5 separate regions of the Mus musculus genome follow, and all the other regions are linked to region 3. Evidence: chromatin loops called from intact Hi-C (ENCODE). Cell type or tissue: left cerebral cortex. All regions are shown on one strand. Region 1 holds the start of Kif18a (kinesin family member 18A). Region 2 has its middle 45 kb from the start of Gm23749. Region 3 has its middle 18 kb from the start of Bdnf. Region 4 has its middle 70 kb from the start of Gm39905. Region 5 has its middle 57 kb from the start of Gm39905.

Region 1 (5,000 bases), 390 kb after region 3:
TTCATTTTCTTGACTTTAGAGAGTAGGAAAGATGTATGATTCTTTAAAATTATGGTCAATCTTTCATTGTTTAAAACGATAAAATTAGAATAAGGATGGGACCAAGCTTTTAAAATAGTTAATGAGGATTAAAGAGTTTAAAGCTAATTGGAACTTTCTATAGTTATTTTAAAATGCAGTAAGGATTCAAGTGATACTTGAGAAGAAATTTTGACAGTCTCTTAAAGGAGTTTTAAGAAGTACAATGTCAAGTGTAACTTTGTGTCTCAACCTGCTACAGATTTTAAGATTGATCTTATTTCCTATTCCTCTTTGTTCTTTAGCTAGGGCACCAGAAAGCAAAGATTCCCTTCTCCTACATTAAAGTGATGTTTTCTTTTTCAAACATGGCTAAAAGTCTGGTATCTAGTTGATTCTATATCAAGTACAAAGACCATGTTTAATATGAAACAGATAATTGTTATCTGTGGAATAGGATGAAGATTTGCAAATTCTTTTTGGACAATGCTTTGAGAACAGTATAGACCCTGATCAATTAAGTCATATTCCATCTTAAATGGTATGCTGTTAAAGAAGAAACAAAAGAGCCAGTGGTAAGATTTTTTTTGGTGGGAATAAAGTAAGTCTATAGATTACAGTAGACTATTGATCCATTCCTGAAAGACTGAGTATAAAAGAGGATGATGAAGGGGCTCTAACTGGCAATATTCAAACTAAAGAGCAAATGGTATTTAAGAGCCTTTCCTGCTACAAAATTGTATGATTAATCTATATGTTAGGAAATATAAGAAGAAAAAGAATGCTGAAATGACGGCAAATAGGATTATTATTTTAAACCTATACAGTTCTCAAATATAAATAATAATTAAATTAATAAAAGTATATAAAAATACATAGAATCCAAAAGGTAATTTACTCATGTATAGGCCCTGAGAATTTTCTACATAAAAATTAAAATTATATACTTCCTTTAAAAAAAATAAAAATACTTAGGTGGCATTAAGGATTCTACACATTCTAGATATACACTGTCATTATACATATATCACGTAATGACTGCAGCAATAAATTAATAGTCTGCCAACATGCACTCCCCTTCCTGTGAATTGTTATTTAGTTGGTATGTTTGGATTAGAATCTATTACCCCACTCCCCATCACTGCTCACCTCTGTGTTTTTCCTGGAAGGAGTGAATTATGAAATGTAACTTGGTTTTTTTCCTTTTGTTTTTCTGATACCATACAGTAAGTATTCTTAATGAATATGATTGAAAGGCTTTCCCCAGGTCAGTATGGTGGTAACAGTGATGCTCACATGAGTTACTCTCTGCCAGGAACCATGGCAGACACTTCATACCCAAGTCATTCAACGCGCATAATAACTATGCAAGGTTGCCTCACATACGGAGGAACTTAGTAATGTTTCCAAATGTTATTACTAATATGACAGAAAGCGGACCCAGCTACAAATCCAAATCTCATGACTGAGAAAAAGAAAATGCTTCCAAACAGGTGTATAGAAGCACAATGACATAGCTACGAATTATTCCCAACTCAGGTAGAAAATTCTGATTCGACATGGTTTAGAACAGGGACCTTGCCTCATTTACAGTTTCTATCTGGCTTAAACCTTTCTGTCAGTCACTGATTTGACTGCCTTACTAACACGAGGGAAGATTATCAGTATTGGTGGTGGGCCAATTGTTTTTCTATTGCCTTTCATAGCATTAACAGCATAGTCAATTTATAGTGTCTATTGAAAAGTATAACTACAGTGGGACAAAATGCTCTTTAAAATAAAAAAATCTTAAATATCTGTAAATACTGGTTCAATGAGAATACCTCTCAAGGCAAATCATTCCTGCTGACTGAAATAGTTCTTTTCATACACTGAATTCAATAGCAAGTACTATTTATTAGCTCTGTGGGATTCATATTCTCTAACATCAAAGGTCAAGAAAACCTTCCAAAACCCAAGGTAGGAACTGGACAAAGTGGACTGATGTCACCAACAAAATTAGTTCTACTCCAGTAATCCCCATTCATATTATAATGAGCAACAGTCAGCATTGGCTTTTTTTGTACTAGGCAAGGCAAATGAGCTCCTGCTGAAAAGGCTGCAGAAACTGCAGGATTAGAGGCTGCTTTCTGGCCTCCTGGCACTTTTTTGTCTTTGTTTCTTTTTTTCCGTGACCTTCAGCATCACAGGTGAGCAGTCAGGGCCGGTTTTGCTTGAGGCTACAACTGGGCTCCAGACTGACCTGACAGCCTCTCTGCACAAAAGCTCCTCCCATGAAGTAAAGCCCAGAAGTCGCACACTCCCATGTGCAGCCCAAGCAGGACACTCTGAATTTGGAATCCGGAAGGAACCTCACGCTCTAGGAGGCTGAACTGTGAGCGTCCTCAGTTTAAGTCTGAGAAAGGGACCAGCTTCCCCTCGGGGTTCAGTGGCGAAGCCTAGAACCTCGGTGCTGAGAAAGGCTCGCCTTGTCATGCACACTCGGTAGCTCCGGGTCTTTCCAAGCCGCAATACCGAGGGGACCCTCGACCTGCATCGCCCGCCGAAAGCTAATTTGTCGCCTGACACCGGATCCTCCACTCCGGCGACCCTCGAATCAACCCACGCGTCCCCAGACACAGCGCCCACCTCACTCACCTACAAGAAGTGACCGTCACAACTTGGCAGAGTTGGCTTCCAGGCGCTCCAAACACAGCCACAAATTCAAACCCAAGCCAGCTTCCCCAGCTATCCATCTCATTGGCTGCCGTTCGGATGACGTCAGCACGTCAGACGTTTTCCTGAGCGACTCGCAGTTTGGCGCCAGAGGCTGGGCCTCAGATGCCGGAGGAGAAGTTACTTTCCTGGGCGTCGCCGTGGCAACGCGCGCGGTCGTTTCCGGCAGCCGTGACGGAGGTGGGCGGAGCTCGGGCGGCGGTGCAGGTGGGAAGCAGCCACCTGGGATATTTAGTATTGCCACAGTCCTAGGGTCTGGGGTGCCCTGGGCTTTGGGTGATGTTTCTCTTAGGGGGAGAGGCGGAGTCTGCGGGCCTGTAAAAGGGCCTGGGTTATTTTGTCCTTTTTCCCTTTCTGATTAGTCAAGTTCCCAAGGATTAGGACTCAGGCTTTGGAAGGTATGGTGCCTCCATGTGAATTAATTACAAGTCCCAAGTCTTCTTTTGTCAGGGTTTCCTGGCCTGCTCCCGTTATTACTGATTAAAAATATTTGGTATTTGCGAAAATATTTGCTATTTGCCAGCATTTAACATGCTCCAAGTATGACCTTACAAACTAAAAATCACTTAAATATATTGGCCTAGTCACATTATTGGATCATGGGCTTCTTGTTTCAGATTGCATTATTTCTGAATGTATACATTAGAAAGAAAAATGCATTAAAAACATAGGGAATATTAAAAAATTGGCAGGGTATTTTATATTTGTATTGTTGGCTAGGCAAGCCTTTTATCAGTTGACATTCTCAACCCTTTAGAAAAATTTAGTAGTACGATCTGAATTACATTGTTATTGTTTATATGACTCTATTTAGTAAGCAACTCTTACTTGCAGATTTTAGGAGCATATTAGTACACACTGAAGTCAGCATCCCTTCCCTCCTGGAGTTTAGATTTCTGTAAAAATAGGATGTTACAGGGCAGAGGATTTATGCATGTGTCTGTCTATTGTCTATCTATCTATCTATCTATCTAATCTATTTTATATTTTTAAACAAGGTCTTGCCCAGTAGTCATGGCTGGCCTGGAACTTGCCATGTAGACACAAATGGGCTGGAACATATAGAGATCTTCTTGCTTCTGCTTCCTGTGTGCTGAGATTAAAGGCATAGGCCACCACACCCAGCAGTGCAGAGTACTATTAGTCACATTTTTACGTTGAAATCCCATAGATTATGATTATGTCTTAAATCTACTGAAGAAAATCAGGAGAGTTGCAAATTATACATTATTCTTTGTTTTATGAATTTTTTCTGAGCCCTGGAGAGTGCGTCAATAAAGTGACTACTTATTTCTTATTATAGTATATGTACCAACTAATGCCATCATCATTTTTGTGACATTGGTTTGGTAATAAAAATGAGGAGAGTTTGCAAGGCAGTGGTGGCACACGCCTTTAATCCCAGCACTTGGGAGGCAGAGGCAGGCAGATTTCTGAGTTCAAGGCCTGCCTGCTCTACAGGGTGAGTTCCAGGATAGCCAAGGCTACACAGAGAAACCCTGTCTCGAAAAAAAAAAATGAGGAGAGTTCATTTTGTTTTAAATATTCTTTCCATATATAGTGCTTGACCTTTGGTGTCTCAGGCATATTTTTAACCCCTTAAACATTACCTTACTTTATTCTCAAAACAGACTATAAGATATAAACATATTGTTTTGATTTTATTAGGAGAAAACTGAAGTGTTAGAAAAACTTTTATAGGGAAGTATTTCTCTTGTAAAAGAAACCAAGTCAAAATTAGCCATTTGTTTTTAAAATACTTTCTAGGTCAAGTGACTATAATATATTTTAATTTAGTTTGAAAATATGTTTATCTTGTTATCTTGAAAAATTATATTGGTAAATGACTAAGTAGGCATGTACATTCCATCTTTGTCTTGTTTTGACATTCACACTATATAGGCTTCTTAGTGTTACAAGTGTCGCCACATGTAATCCCAATACTACCCATTTAATTTCACTTCTGCATTGCACTTGCTTGATAGCAGGGTTCCACTAATGAGATCCATACTCTCCAGGAATCATACATTTGGTTAAAACAGAGAGGTTTTAACAATACAACCAATACTATTATTGTGCAGTTGTCAACTCATGAATTTGGCAGAAGTAATAACAGGACGAGAGAACCTCATGCTTTTTAACAAAATTAAAGAGTCGGGGTAGGGGACCGGAACTTCCCAAAAGTACAGGGTTAAGAAGGTTGAAATTTCCACCTTTGGTTAGAAATTGGATGATGCATGGAGCCATTATTTTATAGTAGACAGAAA
Region 2 (5,000 bases), 1.6 Mb after region 3:
CCAGGTACCTATGTTAAATCAGGATCAGATTAATGACCTAATCAGTCCTATATTCCCTAAAGATTCATATTCTTATACACACACATACACATTTAGAGACTGGGGGTGTAGTATTACAAATAGGTTAATAAATTAGGTAGTTAAAAAATAATAGTTCCCCCTAGGAAGTAGCATGCCTCTTTTCAATTGAAAACAAAACACAGAAAGGCATCTTCTAGGATCAAGGAAACAGAGTGCTAAAAGTCACAGAGCCTCCTGAAGCTTTGGACTTGAAATTCTCAGAATGAAGATGATATGGGAGAAATATATTTCTGCATAAGTCATGCAGATTACGATATTCTATTATAGGATTCTAAATGAAAGGTGGATAGATTTCCATAGTTTATTCATTAAAGGATTCCATGCCTCAGTCAGAATGGCATTCTTAGGACTTAAGTCCTAGGTAATAGTGCCAGAATGGAAAAGGTGTACTTTCATGATAGGATCTAACCTTTGAAGCATCATGAAACAGCTATTAGCAAACTGTGATCTTTATGAGCATGAATGAAGTCTTAAAAGTAATGAAGCAAACTAAGTGGATATCTTTGTTTTTATGCATTCTTCACCATATCTCCAGACTAAACCAAAATCCAACCAGTAAAATGTGATATTGTTTCCTAACTCAGTATGCTCCAATATTATTTTGCATATAATTGTCTACTAGTTAGGATGTTAACCATTATGCCATTGAAATGCAAGGCAGAAATAATCTCTAAAATAATATACTTACATTTGGGTAAGTAAAAAGAAAACCCATTTAGGAAAGTAAAACCTGCATAATTGCGTGCATAGGAGATGACAGACTTCGAAACAGATTTCTAATTAAATAGTATCTGAAAGTATATTCAATACTTGTGGATAATATGCGAGTTGTAATTAACTTAGGTCAAGTGCTAATAAGTAATACTGTATCTCTATTTTCTCTTTTATTGTCTTAACATTCCATTAAAAGGTATGTTAATGTACTCTGTAGCTAGACAGCATAGTGCATAATTATTGCAATTGAAATAATTGCATGTACACTTATGACAAAAAACAGACAATTGTATTATACTAACAATGTATGTCTTAGAAACCCAAACCCATAAGATTTTTCCTATTTAACCATTTCTGTCTCATTTGAACAATTCCATTTTCTTATCAAAATTATAATTGAGTCATTTTTATGAAACTCAGAAGTATAGATGGAAAAAGAAAAAAAATGTTTCATTTCATTCATTTATATATTTTGAAAAATACTCACTCATTTTTCTTTCAATTATATAACTCTAACTTTTAATCTTTTCAAATATATACTTCCTTTTCACGAAACTAAGTCAAATGGTGATATTTTGTACACTAATCTTCTTAAATTTTATTTTTCAGTAACATTTCTTATAGTTCATGGGATTATTTTAAAGCTGAATCACATGAGGAACTGCTATCATTTACTTTTTTCCATGATGAGGCATTAAATTTGTTTTTATTGTTTTCTGATCACAGAAAGGAAACAAGGGTAGGAAATGTATAGCTATATCTTTGCAGGCTATAGCCCCCTTTTTCTTGTAGGTTTGATTCCCAGAGAAGGAATTGCTGAGTCAAGAAGTATACATATTCAGTATATAGATAATTTATTGCCACATTTTCCCTCAGAATTGTGAGAGCAATTTTCATTCCCATTAGCAATATCTAGGCCCAACCATTTTCTGCATCATTACCAGTCTGACTATTTAACTATTTTGAAAGATGACTATTAGCATGTTTCCCAACCTATTGTGGCATTCCTTCTTGTAAGTAAAAGGACTGTAAACATAGAAAACATGGTTTATATGAAACAGGTAACTTCTCAGTAAACTCTAAGAATGAAGTAAAAGGAAGAAGAGATTCTGAAAATTTTCTAGAATTAAAAGAGCAACGAAAATATGCATGAGCCTTAACTATGTTACAGTAGATATGCCTATTTCTTAGTCGGTCACATAGCTATAACAAATAGCCTATAAGTGTGTAGATGCATTTGTACATTGGCTCAATATTTTGTTGAACATAAAATACCTTCTTAGTTAAGAATTGGTCTTACAGTCATATAGGAAAGTAGTAATAGAACTAATAGCCCATTCCCAGACATTAATGAGCTGACATGTGTTTTTTAGCTGATATTGGAAACAGCACACACATTATCACAGTGCACAAAAAATTAGAAAACTGACTGTCTGAGCATCTGTCACACCTGCTCACCCTCACTACACTTCCTCACTTGGACACATTTTCTTCGTCCTGGCAGTTCTGTTTGGATTCTCTGTGACTATAAATGGCACCCTCTTCTGGTGCCTCTTTTACCACAGTAAAAGATTTTCTGTGGTTAGCCCTTTTCAACAAAGCCTGCTGTGCCAAATGAAGGGCAAACTACTGAAGACTCTGTAACCAGCAATTAAATATTGCATACAAACGTTTTTTCTTCCTAATGGGAGTTTCCCAGCGCTAGGGAAAGCATCTCCTTTACCCAATCGACTCACAAGAAAGCTTGTCAATGGAATGAAAGCAAGACATTGAATGATTTCCACTGTGATAGGATAGCAGTAAAGAATAAAAAGGAAGCAGTAGTCGTAGTCGTAGTCGTAGTCGTAGTTGTAGTGGTAGAATAGTATTAGTAGTATCTGAATAGGCAATGCCTCTCCAGCAAGAACTACTCACCCACATAAATACATGGAAAGAAGCACAGAGGCTAAACAGTCCCTTTGGCTCCTCATCATTTACCTAGAACACCCAAATCGTTTCTAGTATAATGAGTGTCCAAAGAGAGAGATGGATTGTGTCCAGAAAAATGGGTTCAAGACCAAGTGCTGGGCTTTTGAACAGGAAGCATTGCTGCACTTATTCTTAAGGCAGTTCAAAGATGACCCTCCAGTGTGAAAGCAGGGCTGGGGAAAGGAAAAGAGACAGGCCTCTCCAGACTCACACTAAAGAACAGCACATTGATGTCCCATTAACTTACAGGTAGCATTTTTTTGACGAAGACAGTAATTGAATTTTTGTTACCTTTTTCTCGTTTAATCCTGTAAAAGCATATCAGCAAGGGTGGAAATGTTTCTTAAAGCTGTGTTCCGAGACGCCTAGCTGAAGTTTTTTGTGTTTGTGCCTTTTGAGGTACCCTCCATCTATAAACTCTGACAGTGGCAGAGTAATTGACAATCTCTCTCCTTTACAGGAGGTATTCACCAGGAAGACCAAGGAAACAGGAGCCTGATTCTCATAACTACTCCATTTTTCCTTTTTGCATGGCATGGGGTTGTTTAGAGTTGCTGTGTGATCACACATTGGCAGCTTTATTCCTCAGATTCGAATGCTGAAAACAGGCTGTCATTAACACTTGTACTCTCTTACACAGATAGAGCACAACAGTCGGCATTTCAATTACAGCCCTATTGTGGCAGGAACTGCTTGGGGGATGGGATGGGTTTTAGACTAAGCATCAGGATATCCCTTGGCCAAAAATACACTGTGCTACATACGTTCATTCTATCTTTAACCCCTTGAAGTTGGTGACTATCTACATAGAAAGGAAGCCAGAGATAAATGATATCTTTAAAAAAAGAGAGTGAAGCAATTGATTTTCACATCAGTCACTTGAATGAGTGATTTTCCCTTTAGTGCAGGAGGCAGCTCCTCCCTAAATGCTCAGAGTCTATGGATTTGAATAATGGATAAGGAAGCGTGCAAACATCACGATTTTCAGATTTCTCCTGCTGAATCAGGACAGCTTGTCCAAAGCATCAGGGAGAATGCTATTCTTTACCTTGGAAACACTGCAACAGGGGAGCCGAATAATGACATTGCAACAGAAAGAATCCCAAAAGGCCTGTGTTGGATAAGCTGCAGTGGGCATGATCAGAGGCAGTTTGCTAAAAAGAGGTGGGCCATGGACCACTTTCCTGCTTGTCTTCTCATTCCTTTGGGGTCTCTGTGGAGGCGTGGGGGGATGAAAACTCAGAAAGCTACAGGGAAAGCATGTTGTAAAGGGCGGGATGGGTGGGGGGGATACTAATTATTTCTCTTCCTAGACTGCTCCATGGTGCTATCCTTAGAAATCCAGGTGCTAGGGGGCTGACAGTCATTCCCAGAGGGAATATTCCTTGACACGATGTCCAGAGTTTGATTGACATCTAAACTGAAGCACTAATATACTTTAAAATGATAATAATAATAATATCACTTAAGGCAGTAAGAACAAGAATGCATGCTAAAACCCAATCCTGGTATTGAAAAATATTACATCATTGTGAGAATGGTCTGGAGGGGCTCAAGTAAACAATACAGGCCTTTCTTTTGAAAAAAAGTCACACACTTATGCCTTAAAAGGTTAGGGGAGGAGGGGAAAAGGAGGTCGTCTGAGTGGAGCAAAGATGAGGACTAAGTCACAAGGTGACATACCAGGGTCATTTTACTTGACAGTAAAGCCACCAATCAGGTACAGGATGGAAACAAGCAGCTCCTTTAAAACAAAAAACAGAGCCAGTCAGCCATATGTAGGGCTATGTAAACAGGACACTTCTTCTGATCCCAGGAGTTAACAAAGACAGTGCCAGAGAAATGAGTCACTGAAGCGTGGCTGTGAAAGCCAAGGCCCAGGCTGGGGCTGAGTCATCTCAGCATCAGACCTAATTCACCTCCTCTGCCTCCTGGTCTAACTTCCCAAATAAAATAGGTAAGAGGAACCCCTAGTCGTGACTCCTAGCAATGGTGACCCTGTGAACAAATAAGCCTGAATATTCAGAATGTTGAAAGACATGTTGTTCTACAGATTTCTCTCCTCCAAAGAACCAATTGAACTTCAGTCCTCTTTTGCTTTCTCTGGAGTGTTCCAGTTGGTGTCTAGGTTGGGGAGAGACTACTCCACAGGGTACTTAGCACCTTCTGAGGACTTCTCCATCTGCATGCAAACAACAGTTCAGGATCTCCACTCTCTAAATAACCACTGTTGGATG
Region 3 (5,000 bases):
AATCTCCCAGTTCTGCGTTCAGCCCTGCAGATCCGTATTTAAAACAGCACCATCTGGGAAGGGTGGGTGGCGATGGTGATGCGGGCGCCTTGGAGTTCCTTTGCAGCACGCTTGGAATTGCATCAGACTGATCCGAAATCCCCCCGCCCCCAAGCCCTGCCCCTCCCGCCACGCTTCCCTCCCGGCCCCTCCCCTCCGCTCCTTTCGCGTAGATCTGACTGAGAAAACGCCTGGATCCCGGAACTGTCTGTGCCCCATTCGCTGCAGGCTTGATCCGTAAACCCTGCCCTACGCTCCCTTTGTGTGGCGAACAGCCTATGGGCAGTCATCTGATCCAACTGCCTGTTTTTCATTCTTTCTCCACCCCCCTCACCCCCCCAAATTTCCACAATATCCTAGCATCGTCTATGAATTCATCATTTCCACCTGCGCAGAGTTGGGATGCTTTCGTTCATTAAAATAATCTTGAGTCTTGAGTTTTGGAAATCTTTCCTTTTCCCCCCAATAACGCCCCTCACCCGCATCCCAAGCCTTATCCGGGGAGGGGTCCCAAGGCACCAAGCCTTACTCCGAAAGCTGCGGCAGGGCAAAGCTCCTGGCCTGAACAAAGGGCGGTGGAAGCGGTGGGAATGGGGGGTTGTAAGAGTGTGGAGAGGTCTTCCCCGCCCCCCGCCCGGGGGCACGCAAGTCCCTGAACTCCCGGAAGAGAGGCTGGAGGACAGCGCAGTGGCACGCTCCGGGCGCACCGAGTCCCCTGGGGGCGCAGGCGGGGGCAGGGGAGTTGGAGGAAAAGACTGGGCGGCTCCCAGCCGGAGTCTAGCTTATCTCCAATCCCTCCATCTTCACTCCCTGCTAGGCTACCAGGCCACCCAGGTAGTGGCGGCAGCTCGGCGGGGAGCCCGGGCCCTCCACCCGCGTCAGTGGACACAACCTCGCTTGGCTGGGCGGTCTGCGCGCCCCGCTGATTGGTGGCTCGGTCCTGCCGCCGCACGGAGCTAGGAGTGTTCTTCTCCACCTCCACAAACCACCCAGGCCCCCTCCCCGGGCCGTTCCCGGGCTCTTCGATCTAGAAAGGACCTTCCACTCCGGAGCGGAGCACCCCCCTCCTCCCTGAGTTACCCCGCCTGACTCGGACCTGGGCTCAATGAAGCATCCGGCCCGGCAGGGAGTGGAGCGCAGTCTCAGCGGCCCCCCTTCCCTTGAGAAGCAGGAGCCCTCCAAGCCAGCACCCGGAACTCTCGGGGAGGGATGATAGAAAGGGGTAAAAAAAAAAAATCACCCAAACATAAAGAACTATCCATCGAGGATCGTGAGGGCGATGGAGAGGTAGAGAGAAAATGAGGGAGGGATGGAAGCAGGAGGAGGGGGCGGGGTGGAAAAGGGGGGCGGGAAGGAGGTAGGGAGGGGGGAAAGAGAGGGAGGCAGGGATACCGAGAGAATGAATCCTCCTCACTAGAGGAGCTGAAATTACCTTGATTCATTTTTGTGGGTATTTAGCTAACCTCCGTCCCTCTCCCAGCTTCCACCTCCTCTTTCCCCACTGCACATTCCCTCCATCCTCTTGTTCTAAATGGTACAAAGTCAAATCTTAGGAAATCGAATGTTGTGTAAAAAGCTTCATAATTAGTAATGAATCTACTGTACACGCACACACACCACACACAAGCAAAAAGAACGGAAAAGAGGGAGGGAAAGGGGGAATGAGAGAAATCTTACATTTGAATCAGATATTTGCAGTTCCAAGTTAACTAAACTCATTATATCCGCAGGAAGATTGAGCTTCCTCCACCTCGATTTGCCCCAGGTTCTCACCTAGGTCAATTTAAACTAGCCAAATACCAAGAAACAACCATTTCTCATGCTCTCTCTCCACTTCCTCCTCTCCACTACGCGTCCTTTCCGGAAGATCGAGTATCAAAATAGCTCAAGAATTGGGGATGCAGGGTCCCCGCCCCGGTGCTTACCTTCTTTGCGGCTTACACCACCCCGGTGGCTAGATCCTGGTGATAAACACTTGCATTTCCCAAAGTTAACCCAGTATACCAACCCGGAGCTTGCCAAGAGTCTATTCCAGCCTACACCGCTAGGAAGCCAACTTCAGCGAGCTCAATGAGGGGACCAAACTGGGGCTCGCTCTCCAAACGCTCCGCTCCAAAATCTGACTCTCTCTCCAGCCCCGATCTCGGTGTGAGCCGAACCTCGGAAAAGACGCTTTTTAAGGGCGACACCGGGTTGGCTTGACAGCGAGGAAAAGAATACCTGGATGAAGTACTACCACCTCGGACAAATCCGCTGGCTCTGTCCAAGGTGCTGAATGGACTCTGCTCTCCGGGATCACACACCCGGCGCAGGAGGAGGAAAAGGTTAAAAAAATATTCTCTAATTAAGTGGTACTTGATATTGCTCTAGACGGTTTCTTCCACTTCCTTACGTTTTGTCACGTGTGGATGGCTTTGCCAAAGCCATCCTGTTAATAGTTGATCACATGTTGATGAGACCCTTTCCACGTATGCGAGCATTACCCATTTCATTATAGATAGACACTTCTGACTTATTCCTCTCGCCCCCAACTCCACCACTATCCTCACCTAAACTCTTAGTCTCTAACCCACTCTTACCCTCTCCACCCCAGCCCCAAACTAATAACATTATTGTTTTTAGATTGAAATTAACCCCCTTGCGGATGTCAATTATATGCCCACATATAAATCATACAATATGCTCACACACCATACAGTAAAGCAAAGGATGGAATACAAGACGGTTGTCAGACAAGCATCAGCTTTGAACAGCCAGTATAACAACCCCCTCCAGTTCCAAGTTTGTTCCACGCAGTTCCCCACTGCTGTGTTAAATCTCAAATGATTCCAATTAAACTTGCAGTGGGTAAACCCGATTCCCCTGGCCTGAATAGCTGCTGTTCTTTGGCGTGTGAAGTGCTAGGAAGAGCCATGATATGCCTGTTGTTAGGCAACATGTCAAGATTTTTCAATTATAATGCACGGTTTATTGCTACTCACCATTGTGGCTTTGCTGTCCTGGAGACTCAGTGTCTTAAAATCTTGTCTCCCCAACAGATGCAGGAAGGTAATGTGTCTTGTTTGAAGTCATCATGTGAGAAGTTCGGCTTTGCTCAGTGGATCGCCCACCACTTGGTGTGACTTATGAATCTAATAACCCTTCGCAATATCCGCAAAGCTTCAACTCTCATCCACCTTGGCGACTACAGAAGACAAAGCAACTGGCATCGATGTTGAAAAACCTATAGATTTACGCAAACGCCCTCATTCTGAGAGACACGTTTCCCTTTGAGTTCTTACGTGATTCTAATGAATGAGCGAGGTTACCAATGACTGTCCAATTGCCCTGCTATATAGCGGGCGTTTCCTGAAGCAGCTTTCTCAACGCCTGTCACTGAGCCCTAGCACAAAAAGTTCCCAGAGAAAGTGAGGGAGTTTCAGAGTACCCCCATAAAAATAATCCAATTTGCACGCCGATCCTTTGCCCACTGCTCAGGTCACACCTGGGGCTCTGGCAAAGATGAGCTCGGCTCAGGAGATTTCCCTGTCGCCAGGTAAGAAACCCTTCGCCTTGTCAAGCTAGGGCGGGAAGACCGCTGGGGAACTTGTTGCTTTTCTGCACCAGCCGGCTACTGCTTTAATAAGAATACCAGAAAAGCGCAGCGGGGAGGGGGCGAGGGGAGGGGGCCAGGGCAGCCTCTCTGAGCCAGTTACGTGACCAACTCACTGTGACTCCCTTGGTAAAAAGGAAACTTCTTAGAAAAGTTCGTGCCCCTCCCCCACCATGACTAAGGGTCTCCAGCGGACGTGGTCGTGAGTGATGATCAAATGGGAGGGGGGGGGGGGGCTGGGTGATGGAGCGGGAGTGACTTGTTCTAGGGAACAACTGCGTGAATCGAAGAGCGCATCAGCCCCACAACTTTCCCTTTTCCTCTTAGGGACTGATGACTAGGCGAGAGGCACCCGGGCGAGCCACTAGTTGCCCACAGGAACCTGTGCAAGCCAAGCTCTCAAGCGGCTTGAGTTGAATGAAGTTATGACTGCGTTTGCTCTAATGGCTTATGGCTTCTCAAATGAGAGTTAACAGCCTCTGTGCGCGGCTAGGTCCGCCCTGGAGCTCTGAGCGAAAAGGTGTAGGCTAGGAGGGGAAGATCGGCGCTAGTCTCCCAGCTCCGCGTCGGCTCCGGCTCCGTGCTTCCTCCCCAGAGTCGCTGCCCTATTTTGGGTGCTTCCCGGGGTTGAGAACTGAAGCCGCAAGCTCCAGGAGGTGGGCTTCGGGCGGGGGGGCTCTCCCAGGAAGCCTCGCGCTGGCCACTACACTTCCCACTAGTGACTGCGCAGGCTGGGAAGTGGAGAGGTCACGTGTTGGAGGAAAGTAAGTTGGAAGGAAAGAGATGAACTTCAAGAAGAGTCACAATAAAATAAACCTCCTCCCCCCGTATGTGTGTGCGCGTGTGCGCGGGCGTGTAAAAATAATCTCTTGAAAGGCGGATGCGGTGGGGGAGGGGTGCAGTGGGGGAAGGGCAAGGCCCTTAGGCTGAGATCCTAGGCAGATGTCCGGAAATCTCTAGAAATGAGCTGTAAGTCCAGAGTTAACCATATCCCCCAACATAGGGAGGCGCTAGCTCCAGGTATCTCTTCACTAGAGTCTTCCTTTGCCTACCCTCAGCTTAGCTTACGCAGCGAAGCAGAGGAGCCGAGAATGAATGTAATGTAAACCAGTTGTTATGGAGATACCCGCAGCTCGGATGAGTGCGAGTGCCCTGGGAAGTCCCCGGACGCTGCTTTTCAGGTTTCCCCGGTTTGGTGCCGACACCATGATTTTGCTCTTCCTCTGGAGTTCCCACCAATGGACCCCACCAAAGGCATCACTGGCCCTGGCTGTGGCGCTATTGACTGCAGGGATGAGGCAGGGAGATGTTGCGGAAGATGGTGGATAGCTCTGAAGTTTTGGACCACCCAGTCCTTTAAAATTTCTGT
Region 4 (5,000 bases), 860 kb after region 3:
AATGCCATTTTCGCCCTCACAGTGCTTTCCCAACTGTGATCTCAGTTACTGTTCACAGCCCTAGGTGCTACTCCAGGGTGCTCATTTAGGCTCGTTGCTAGGTGCAGATGAGCTGAGGAGTCACAGGCTCCCTGCTCCTGGCTGCACTGCAAGCTGTGGTTGCTCTAATCATTCTGTCTGCTGTTGCTATCAGAGACAAGACACTCCCATCCTTGTTTCTCTGTCCCTGTGCCTACTTGTGATTGCAGTCTATCTTAAACATTTCTGTATTTAAAGGACACGACAAGACTTCAGGGAGTTACTAAATAATGATGATTAAAAAAAGAAAGTAAAGTAATGTATGATAAAATTGTTGAATGCTACATATAGTATCATGTAGAATATCTTTAAAATAGAAAATGTTCTAATTTAGTACAAACATTATTATATTGTAATAAATATGTATGTTATAATATTCCATTACAGTGTCTAAAGGAGAGAAATATAAGGTTTGATGCAGTAGATCTAAAATAGGAAAGCCCAATTGCTTTAAGCTTAAAGGTCATCAAAATAAAAAATCCCCACGTCTGATTATATTAGATTCCCCTATCTAGGACATGTTACGGAGATCCATACAGAAAAGGAACTTCTTCCCCCGTGACATATCACATTAACTATCCAGAATGCAGCTACTTTCATATAATGAGCTTTCCTTCCTTTTCTTTTGTAAAAACATTTTTTTGCATGCACATGAGTATATGTCTGAATATATATTTATATATGAGACTATATATATAGATATGAGTGTGTCTAAAGCAGCTTACAGTAGTGTTGCTTGGCTGAGTAGGAGGTGCTACAGGACTGTGCTATTAGTGAGCCAGAGGTAGGAGGTGGCTATGGCTGATGGGCAGGAGTGTGAGGTAATTGCAGGGTAATACTGTCTGCAGGTATTTTTAGATGACACCAGAATGAAAGATGTTGGTTAGTGGTGATGGTCTTCCTTCTTCTAGAATGCTGTTATGAAACATGCAAAATAGAAGATAAGGGCTGTGAATTTGGAACAGACCATTTGCCCATCTCTACTAGAGAAATGAATGGCAGAGGCTTGACTAGCTGTATTAGGGTAAAGTAGGATTTTAATTTTTTTTTTTTTTTTTTTTTGGCATCCACTGTACAAGTTTGGGGCTATGCCTTCAGAATCCTGTTTTTCTCTCAATAATTCACTGAAAATTAACTCATCTTTTTATTTTGTTATTCCCCCCTTTTTGTAAAGTAAAAACTGACTTGTACACTTATTGGGGCAGTGTTTCTTGTTCAACAAAGTTAGCTATCCATTTTCTTCATTTTTTCTCAATTGACTTGCTTTCCCTGGGGCTTTAAAAAGGGTACATACATTACAGTGTTCCAGAATTTGATACACTTTTTGGAATTTTAGTTTAATACCATGTTTTCTTTTTGAGAAATATAGCAACTCTAATCAAATAGGATTAGGAAGATGAAAATGTTCTAGAAGCTATGAAATTTTTATAAAGTTACTGTCAGTTTTTGTAATTCTGACTGTCACATTATTTAAAATCAAAACCTAATTTTCTCCATTTCATATCCAAATATTTTCCAGACCTTAGTCATTGTGTCAAACACCTACCACTCATATGACACACTCTTAAAATAGAATTCTACGTATAATGGAGGATTTTTTTTTTTTTTTAGGATGTACGTCCCTGAGGTCAGTAAGATAATTTATTTTTTGGGATAATCCAATCCTAACTATGCCAGACCACACTTATCATTCTGTTCAGAGATGACCAAGAGCAAGTCTTTTGAATTTCTTTGGAAAGTTTAATATGAAATATAGAATTTATAAGTCCCTTCCTTTTTCATTTAATATGAGAATACTTGAGGGTGTCCTACGAAAATGTAAAAATTATAATACAATCATGCTCTATAGAGTAAATTACTCAATTTGGTGTGGAAGTGCACTCTTGTGTTCCCAGAATTTGGATGGAAAAGACAGGAGGATGGAGAATTGTTGCAAATTAATTTAGAATGTTTTTAGCAGTTAATTCCAGGGCCTGGGCAACATAAGATTAAACACTCTCCAACAAGACAAAACAATCCACCAATACTCCTCTCCAAACTTAGACTTTTGAAATGATGAAGCTCTTCAAGTAGAAAGGAACTTTACTTCCCCCTCTGGTAAATTTGGAGAATACTTTGATATGTACTTTACAGTGTCAGAGTATGACTTTGCAGTTGTTTGCACCAATTCTTGGGAAGATGCTTATTCTCTTGCTTATATTTCTTGGATTGTCAGGATCATACTTTGAAAAATTGTTCTTGGGGTCATTTTTTTCTCTTCTGAACTTTTCTCACCCTGTTGACCAAAGTTGTTGATAAATAATTTCCATTTGGCTCCAAACCAAATCTTCCTTATTTAATAAGAAAATAATATTCATTGTTGGTATTTAATTAGAGATGATAAAGGAACAAGTAGCAGAAAGGATCTAAGACTTCCACCAGGAAAACTGGATCTGAGTGATGACTACTCCTTATTACATAGTCCATCTTCATCTGTTACTTCAAAATTCTCAGCCTTCTTTCTTTGTTCCTAAAAGAAATTGGATGCAGGAAACTGCCTCACAGAGTTATGATAAAAATGGATCTGCCATATGAAGCAGCTATTTCATCACTCGGGTATACATCTAAAGAAATGAAACCAGCAGAGTGAACAAGATGCATGGCCATATATAACTGCAGCATCGACATAGCTCCTAAGAGATGGACCCAACCCAGGTGGCCATAAATGATGAACTGATAAAGAACATTTTGTACCTCTATATAACATAATATTACTCAGTCATAGAGAAGAATGAAATGCTATCTCAAAATACATTAAAATACAGACGAGAAACATTATGTTAAATGAAATAAGCCAGACACAGAAAACCAAGGACTGCATGCTTTCCCTCAGACCTGAAAGCAGCAAGCATCAGACGTGACTGTTGAGGAGTAGGTATGGCGAAAGTTGTGTGGGACGAATAAAGGAGGCTGAGTTCGACCAGTGCATACTTTATATATGTTGTGAAAATGTCAGTGGCTGCCACTAGTATGATCAATTAAAACATTTTAACTAAAAATTATATAAAACAAGACTGAGATAGGTTAGTCAGTAAAGCATGGTTCTAAGAGCACAAGGTCAAAATAAAACAAAACAAAACAGCACAATGATATGTGCTCACAATCACAACAATGAGAAGGCAGCAACAGCTCGGGTCTCTCTAACCAGGCACTGCAGCTTTCTTGGTGAGTTTTGGGTGAATTGAGATAACCTGTCTTAAAAAAAGAAGAAGAAGAAGAAGAAGAAGAAGAAGAAGAAGAAGAAGAAGAAGAAGAAGAAGAAGAAGAAGAAGAAGAAGAAGAAGAAGAAGAAGAAGAAGAAGAAGAAAACAAATAAAAACCCTTAAAACAACAACAAAAACAGTGGATAGTGCTGCAGAAATGGCCTCTGAGATTGTACTCTGGCTTCTATTCACGTACGCACAAATGAACATATACACCCACACAACCATGTGTACTTGCACATACATGAACATGTATACAGAACCTGCACATACAACTGCAAGAAGTAGAAAATGCAATATTAAACATTTTAACATGATAGTGCTAAAATGCTTGATGAACTGAAAACCTGATCTGCACGTTGGTTCGATTTGTCCTTATTTGGTGATGTAGACTGTTTACACTATTGAGAATTACTAGGGCATCTGATCATAAATTTAGCATCAGCCAAATGCTCTTCTAAGACAGCTGACATTTAGAAAACAATGAAACTGCATCACTGTGGTAAGGCAAGCAAAGTGTTAGAATGATATTTATTTAGATTATTCCATAGAATTCCCTGTGTGGCTTTTAGTTCTTAATATTTTCTGGTTTTGTAGAGATTTAGTGTGTATTTTATTAGATATTTTCTTTATTTACATTTCAAATGTTATCCCTTTCTTAGTTTCCCCTCCAAAAACCCCTATCCCCTCCCCCCTTCCCCTGCTCCCCAACCCACTCCCATTACAAGTCCTGGTCTTCCCCTATACTGGGGCATAGAACCTTCACAGGACCTAGGGCCTCTCCTCCCATTGATGACCAACTAGGTCATGCTCAGCTACATATACAGCTAGAGCCACATGCCCCACCATGTGTTTTCTTTGATTGGTGGTTTAGTTCCAAGGAGCTCTGGGGGTACTGGTTGGTTCATATTGATGTTTCTCCTAAGGGGCTTCAGACCCCTTTAGCTCCTTGGGTACTTTTTCCAGCTCTTTCACTGGAGACCTTGTGCTCTATCTAATGGATGATTGTGAGTATCCACTTCTGTATTTGACAGGCACTGGCAAAGGCCCTCAGGAGGCAGCTATATCAGGCTCCTGTCAGCAGGATCTTGTTGGCCTCTGCCATGGTATCTGGGTTTGGTGGTTGTTTATGGGATGGATTCCCAAGTGGGGCAGTCTCTGTATGGTTGTTCCTTCAGTTTGCTCTGAATTTTGTCTCTGTAGCTCCTTGCAATTCCCATCAAATTTCCAACTAAATTCTTCACAGAGTTAGAAAGGGTCATTTTCAAATTCATCTGGAATAACATAAAACCTAGAATAGCAAAAACTATTCTCAACAATCAAAGAACCTCTGGTGAAATCACCATCCCTGACCTCAAGCTGTACTACAGAGCAATTGTGATAAAAACTACATGGTACTGGTACAGTGACAGACAGGTAGATCAATGGAATAGAATTGAAGACCAAGAAATGAATCCACATACTTATGGTCACTTGATCTTTGACAACGGAGCTAAAACCATCCAGTGAAAAGAAGACAGCACCTTCAACAAATGGTGCTGGGTCAACTGGTGGTTAGCATGTAGAAGAATGTGAATTGATCCATTCTTATCTCCTTGGACAAAGCTTCAGTCTAAGTGGATCAAAGAACTCCACATAAAAACCAAAGACACTGAAACTTATAGAGGAGAAAGTGTGGAA
Region 5 (5,000 bases), 850 kb after region 3:
GTGTTGTGTACTCTATGCCTTTGCATGCAGTTCTTACTGCCAGCTGACTAGAGCTTCACTGGAATTCAACAGCAAATGCAAATGTAGAAAGATAAACTGTCAATGTAGTGTATTTGATCAGTGCAACCTTTAGAAAAGGTAAGCTTGGGCTACCCTTTCCATACTGTGATGGACATAAGTGGTCACCTAGAAAGGGCAAGGAAAGGCACAGAAACGTGTGCTGCTTTTGCAGCATGTATAAAATTGTTGGTTAATATATTTCTAAGGCTAGAGAATGTGCAACAGGAGTTAAATATAGTTATTGAACATTTGCCACATTTATGAACTTCAGAAATGTTAAGAGAACATTTTTATTTTTTCCTTCTCACACGGGAGGCTTTGGAAATGTGTACAATTAGCATGAATTATCAACCCCAGTGGGTGGGGAGTTCCATGTGTGCCTCCTACGATTTCTTACGAGTGTAACTCCTGCAAGCATCAAGCAAACACAGCTCTGGCTGCTTTCCTTTTGACAACCAAAGTTTCACTCCAAGCGATGCTGGAGGTCTTAGTCATAGCTGTTTCAGAATCAGAGTGTTTCATTTCTCACCCAAACCAATCTTCAAATTTATGTTTGGGGAGCTGACACTTTTAGGGTGGGTCTTCTGGGTCATCTGAATTTCTTCTATTTATGCATACTATTCCCGGACTCAGATCACATGGATTTTCCTTTCCCCAGTTTTAACCAACTGAATTTTAAAAGAGTTTATGATTCATTGTTCTTGTCTCTGCAATTTTCGTCCCACACTATGTTCTTTTTGTCTAAACCATATTGTCCAGTTACCAGTGTATACCTACATGGTTTTAGAGGCCAGAGACTTATGTGTTCTCTTCCTATTACATGGTCTGTCGCCATCATCACTGTAGGGCGCATATACCCAACAACTCACCTTTTGGTAGACCTTGCTTTGGAGTTGAACATTCTTGGGTTTAAATACTGCCTCTATCACTCAGCAGCTCAAACTTGGAGCAAATGTTAGCAGCAACAACACATGTACTCTAACAATAAACAAATACTTAGCTCCCAATATATGGAAGAACATTTTGCATATTTGACGTAGACTTTATATTCAGCCATGAGTATAATCCTTTGAAAGTTGTGCAATATTTTTATTGCTCAAAGCCTTAACTTCTTCATCTAAAAATTGAAGAAAGCAAACATTTCAGCAGTAGCTTTTCTTCTGTATATACACACACCACACACACATTTGGACAGGCTAAGCATCTCAAAACACCGTAAAAAACGGCTTGTGCTTCTCTTTCCCTGTTTTAGTCATTCACTTCACTACCTACCTACTCACTGAAGCCACACCTAAAAAGATCCTAGTGCAAAGTTTCCCCTTAGCATCCATGTTACTCTGATTTAGGTACTTTGCCAGACACTCATGTGTACCTGATTGTTACTAGAGTAACAATGATATCATAACAATGATTTAATTTCTGGTCTCGATAAAACATTAAATACTTATGTGAACCTGAAGGGTATTTAACATTTTTCTGATGTGTAAACTGATGTACATGATGACTAAATATCTGAGGTAGATTCTCAGCTTGGCTATAATGCTATGTAAGGCTCTGTTTCTAACCTAGCACTCTACCCTATATTCTGTACTCTCTTCATGGCTTCCTAATTCATTTCCTTTTTTTCAATTATCATTTCTGTTTCTTGGAATTATTGCCACCATCACTTAGTTAGTTTAATTCCTTCCAACTACCCACCTCTTTTAAATTGTCTCCCAAGTGGCCACCTACAACAATGGGCCACACATTTCTTCATCCATCCTTAGGTTATATTCTTCTGATGATCATGGTTTGTCACCGATTAATGTCCAAGTTTCAAGGTCATCTGTCACGTGGTCTCTGGCTTTCTACTCTCCTCATTTGTAATTTCTAAGTGAATTGGGACTTACCAGCATTTGCACGATTGGCACTTCAGAAAGTTGAATGAAGGGGGATAATAGGAACGGAAAGAGGTATATAAATAAAGGAAAGCTAAGATAAGATATTAAAAATGGCTGGCCAGAGAAATGACTTAGAAAGTAAAGGCACTTTCTGCCAAGTCAAATAACCCGTTTAAGCTCCAGGACCCATGTAGTGGGAGAGCCAACTTACACAAGTTGCCCTCTGATCTACACACACACACACACACACACACACACACACACACACACACACATACACACACAAACCATCTAATAAAAATAATAACAACAGTAATAATGATGGGGTTATATAGTGTATTAGGGACTAGTTCTGTACTGAAGATACAAGTTATTCAGTACTTCAATCATTCCATGGTACTGGGATCATCATCTACATACAAGGCACAAAGTGGCTTCCAACCTGTGGTACAAAGAGATGAAGAAACTTGCCCAGATTCATTCTGCTTTGATTTAAATCCAAGTAGTCTTGGCACCAGCATCTATGCTCTATGCCAACATGCTTGCAAAAGCAAGTAGGATTGGCTGATACAGTGAGAATGTATTTAGAGTAACACCATTTCTCAGCCCAGTTGGTTGATGTAAAAGGACATAGTATGGTCTACATCCTCTCAGGTACAGAAAACTGATCATAAAGCTATCCCTGCCTGTACTCACAATGAACTGATACATGAAACCAGAATGCTAATATGCTAATTTTAAAGTTACTAAACAATCCATAAATCTCCATTGGTGTGTACCCATTAAAAAATATGTATATATACACATATATGTATGTGTGTGTGTATATATATATATGTTTATATATATGTGTGTGTGTGTGTGTGTATGTATATATAGGTTCGTAAATCTCCATTGGTGTGTACTGTGTACTCATTAAATATATATATATATATATATATATATATATATATATATATATATATATATATTATCCTTTTCAGCGTAGTATCACTAATAAGGATTATGTTATATATGCTCATGCTCATTATGTGTCAATATCTGATCATTTACTGCACCCCATATGCACTATTGGGCCATACCTTTTAGGTAAACACAGTACTTGTATTAGCCTATGAGTATCCTCATGGATCTATCTATCGACACAGGCTTGGATTGGTATTATTCTACCAATACTTTGCCTTACACATGCCATGTGAACATTCTAAGATTAGTTCCTTATATAAACTGATACACCTAATCTACATATATGAACTCACTTGTCTCTTAACATTCATTTTGTATATCTTGACTCCAATTCATAATGTGTAGGTTTTATTGTTTAATACTTGAGTGCAATCTTTTGGTTTAGTACACTATAACCTTAATGTTAGTTGATAGAATGATTGAACCTGTGAGCAATGGGTATATAAAGGAATGCTGAATTAAAGTGACATTTTTAAACCAATTGACTGAGTAAACTCTCTCTTAGGAAAGTACTGGATTATTTTCTTCTATATTCTTACTATGCCTACTATGATATCAAATTAATATTGAATCATAAAGCTAATGCTAAGATTAACAAGTAGGTCATAGAAGTCCATGCCTAATTAAGTTTTATACATATTCTTATGCTATTTGTTGCTTAGGAATACGGTAATTAGTACAGAATCCTAGTCTTTCTCCTCCTTCACCACAGAATGGATGCTATATCTATGGTTGGTGGCATTTTTGGGTTGGGCACATCTCTTATTGCTTCCAAAGTAAACATGATGTGTTTGAGGCATCTATAAATCACTTGCTAAATGTACATATCTGGATGCTCTGACATTTTTTTTTGATGCTGTTAGTGTAAGTCTTTAAAACTTATTTTCTATAAAGAAAAAAATGAGTCCTTATTTATATAGGAATTAGCAGTTTATATTACACCTTCATGTTCCTTTTCTCCTCTAAGCTTTATAGTATCATCATGGGATGTTATACCTGTTTTTAAGATTAATAGTCTGAAATTTTACTAGTGATTGTTTAAACTAATATTGCTTAGGTAAGCAAATATATCCGGAAATTCTTCAGATGGAGTTACCATATGAACCAATAACAAAGAACTGGGCAGATCAAATCAAGGTCATTCCACAGAGATCTTTATAGGTCTGTATTTATTGCAGTGTTGTTAACAATACTCAAATATGAGAACATTGTAAGTGTTCACTAATAAAAGGATACATAAGGAAAGTGTGACACATATAATAGCTTGTGTATGCTTGTGTGAATATGCATGAACAGACATACACCCACTCTCACACACACACACCACACAAACACAGTGGAACTTTATTTCTCATGAACAAAAATGGATGGGAATGTATCATCATTCTATGCAAAGTAAACCAGACTCAGTAAAACAAATACCAACCTGTCTCTTGTTTTCTCTAATATGCAGAATCAAAGCATTTGTGTGTATGTGTGTGTGGGGTGACACATAAATGCAGAAGGGAGCTATTTGCATTTGTGGAAAAGAGACAAGTAAAAATGAGAAGGTAAGGGAATGAGCATGGGTAATGGAAGGGTGCATATGAACAAGTTATAAGATACATATGTATGATGTAATAATTAACCCATCCTTTTTAATGTTAATTAAAACTCACCAATTTGGATTTAACCAATCTGGAATTAGAACTAAGGTTATTCTCTCCCAATTTTCTGTTTACCTGAATAGGGAAATCTGTGTGACTGTGTGTATATTTGAATCCATTATTTCTAGATTCCAAAAGCCCTTCCAATGTTTTTGTTTTAGTTTGAGAATCTGTCTCTGCCTCTGCTCTCCTTAGCTTTGTTAAGAGTGAATGATGCAGCAGGTAATAGCAGTCACTCTAGAAAGTGGGCAGGTTCTGTCAACAGATTTGGGGCACAGATTTGAGTCTCTCAGCTGAAGGACAGAGACTATATTCATAGGTGAAGTTTTATATGTTGCTGAAACTTGAGATAAAGGTGGTCTTCTAGAAAACACTTTAGGACTTTGATTCAAACTCCTGTTCTGGTGGCTTGGGGTTTGTGTACACACAAAGCCAGTAGAAGAGAAAG

What was found. Peaks named below come from ENCODE experiments on the same cell type or tissue, not always from the same donor. Only the 100,000 strongest peaks of a DNase experiment are listed, where the experiment ranks them.
Region 1: it touches region 3 in a loop (2.7-fold over the local background); 9 of 42 quality-filtered maps call a loop at or near these places.
Region 2: a loop joins it to region 3, with 3 times the contacts of the local background. A loop is called at or near these places in 2 of 42 quality-filtered maps.
Region 4: a loop joins it to region 3, with 4 times the contacts of the local background. A loop is called at or near these places in 2 of 42 quality-filtered maps.
Region 5: a loop joins it to region 3, with 3 times the contacts of the local background. A loop is called at or near these places in 3 of 42 quality-filtered maps.

The regions. Positions count from the first base shown.
Region 1 is chr2:109,278,549-109,283,548 of GRCm38, reverse strand. Kif18a (kinesin family member 18A) reads right to left here and starts at 2,811. Exons shown (of 17, transcript NM_139303.1): 1 at 2,656-2,811. It also overlaps a transcript of Mettl15 not described here. In left cerebral cortex, no CTCF peak of the experiment used is centred here; a DNase peak (open chromatin) is centred at 2,815; H3K4me3 peaks cover 1,256 bases; H3K27ac peaks cover 479 bases.
Region 2 is chr2:108,032,425-108,037,424 of GRCm38, reverse strand. No RefSeq gene overlaps it. Among named protein-coding and RNA genes, the nearest start is that of Gm23749, 45 kb to the left of the region's middle. In left cerebral cortex, a CTCF peak has its summit at 2,342 (motif pointing left); DNase peaks (open chromatin) are centred at 3,365, 3,755, 4,657, 4,925 and 1 more place.
Region 3 is chr2:109,673,360-109,678,359 of GRCm38, reverse strand. It overlaps a transcript of Bdnf not described here. Among named protein-coding and RNA genes, the nearest start is that of Bdnf, 18 kb to the left of the region's middle. In left cerebral cortex, CTCF peaks have their summits at 19, 2,083 and 4,650; DNase peaks (open chromatin) are centred at 4,144, 4,402, 4,449, 4,646 and 7 more places; H3K4me3 peaks cover 4,751 bases; H3K27ac peaks cover 1,935 bases.
Region 4 is chr2:108,808,426-108,813,425 of GRCm38, reverse strand. No RefSeq gene overlaps it. Among named protein-coding and RNA genes, the nearest start is that of Gm39905, 70 kb to the left of the region's middle. In left cerebral cortex, no CTCF peak of the experiment used is centred here; DNase peaks (open chromatin) are centred at 85, 860 and 2,667; H3K27ac peaks cover 255 bases.
Region 5 is chr2:108,821,673-108,826,672 of GRCm38, reverse strand. No RefSeq gene overlaps it. Among named protein-coding and RNA genes, the nearest start is that of Gm39905, 57 kb to the left of the region's middle. In left cerebral cortex, no CTCF peak of the experiment used is centred here; DNase peaks (open chromatin) are centred at 76, 490 and 2,463.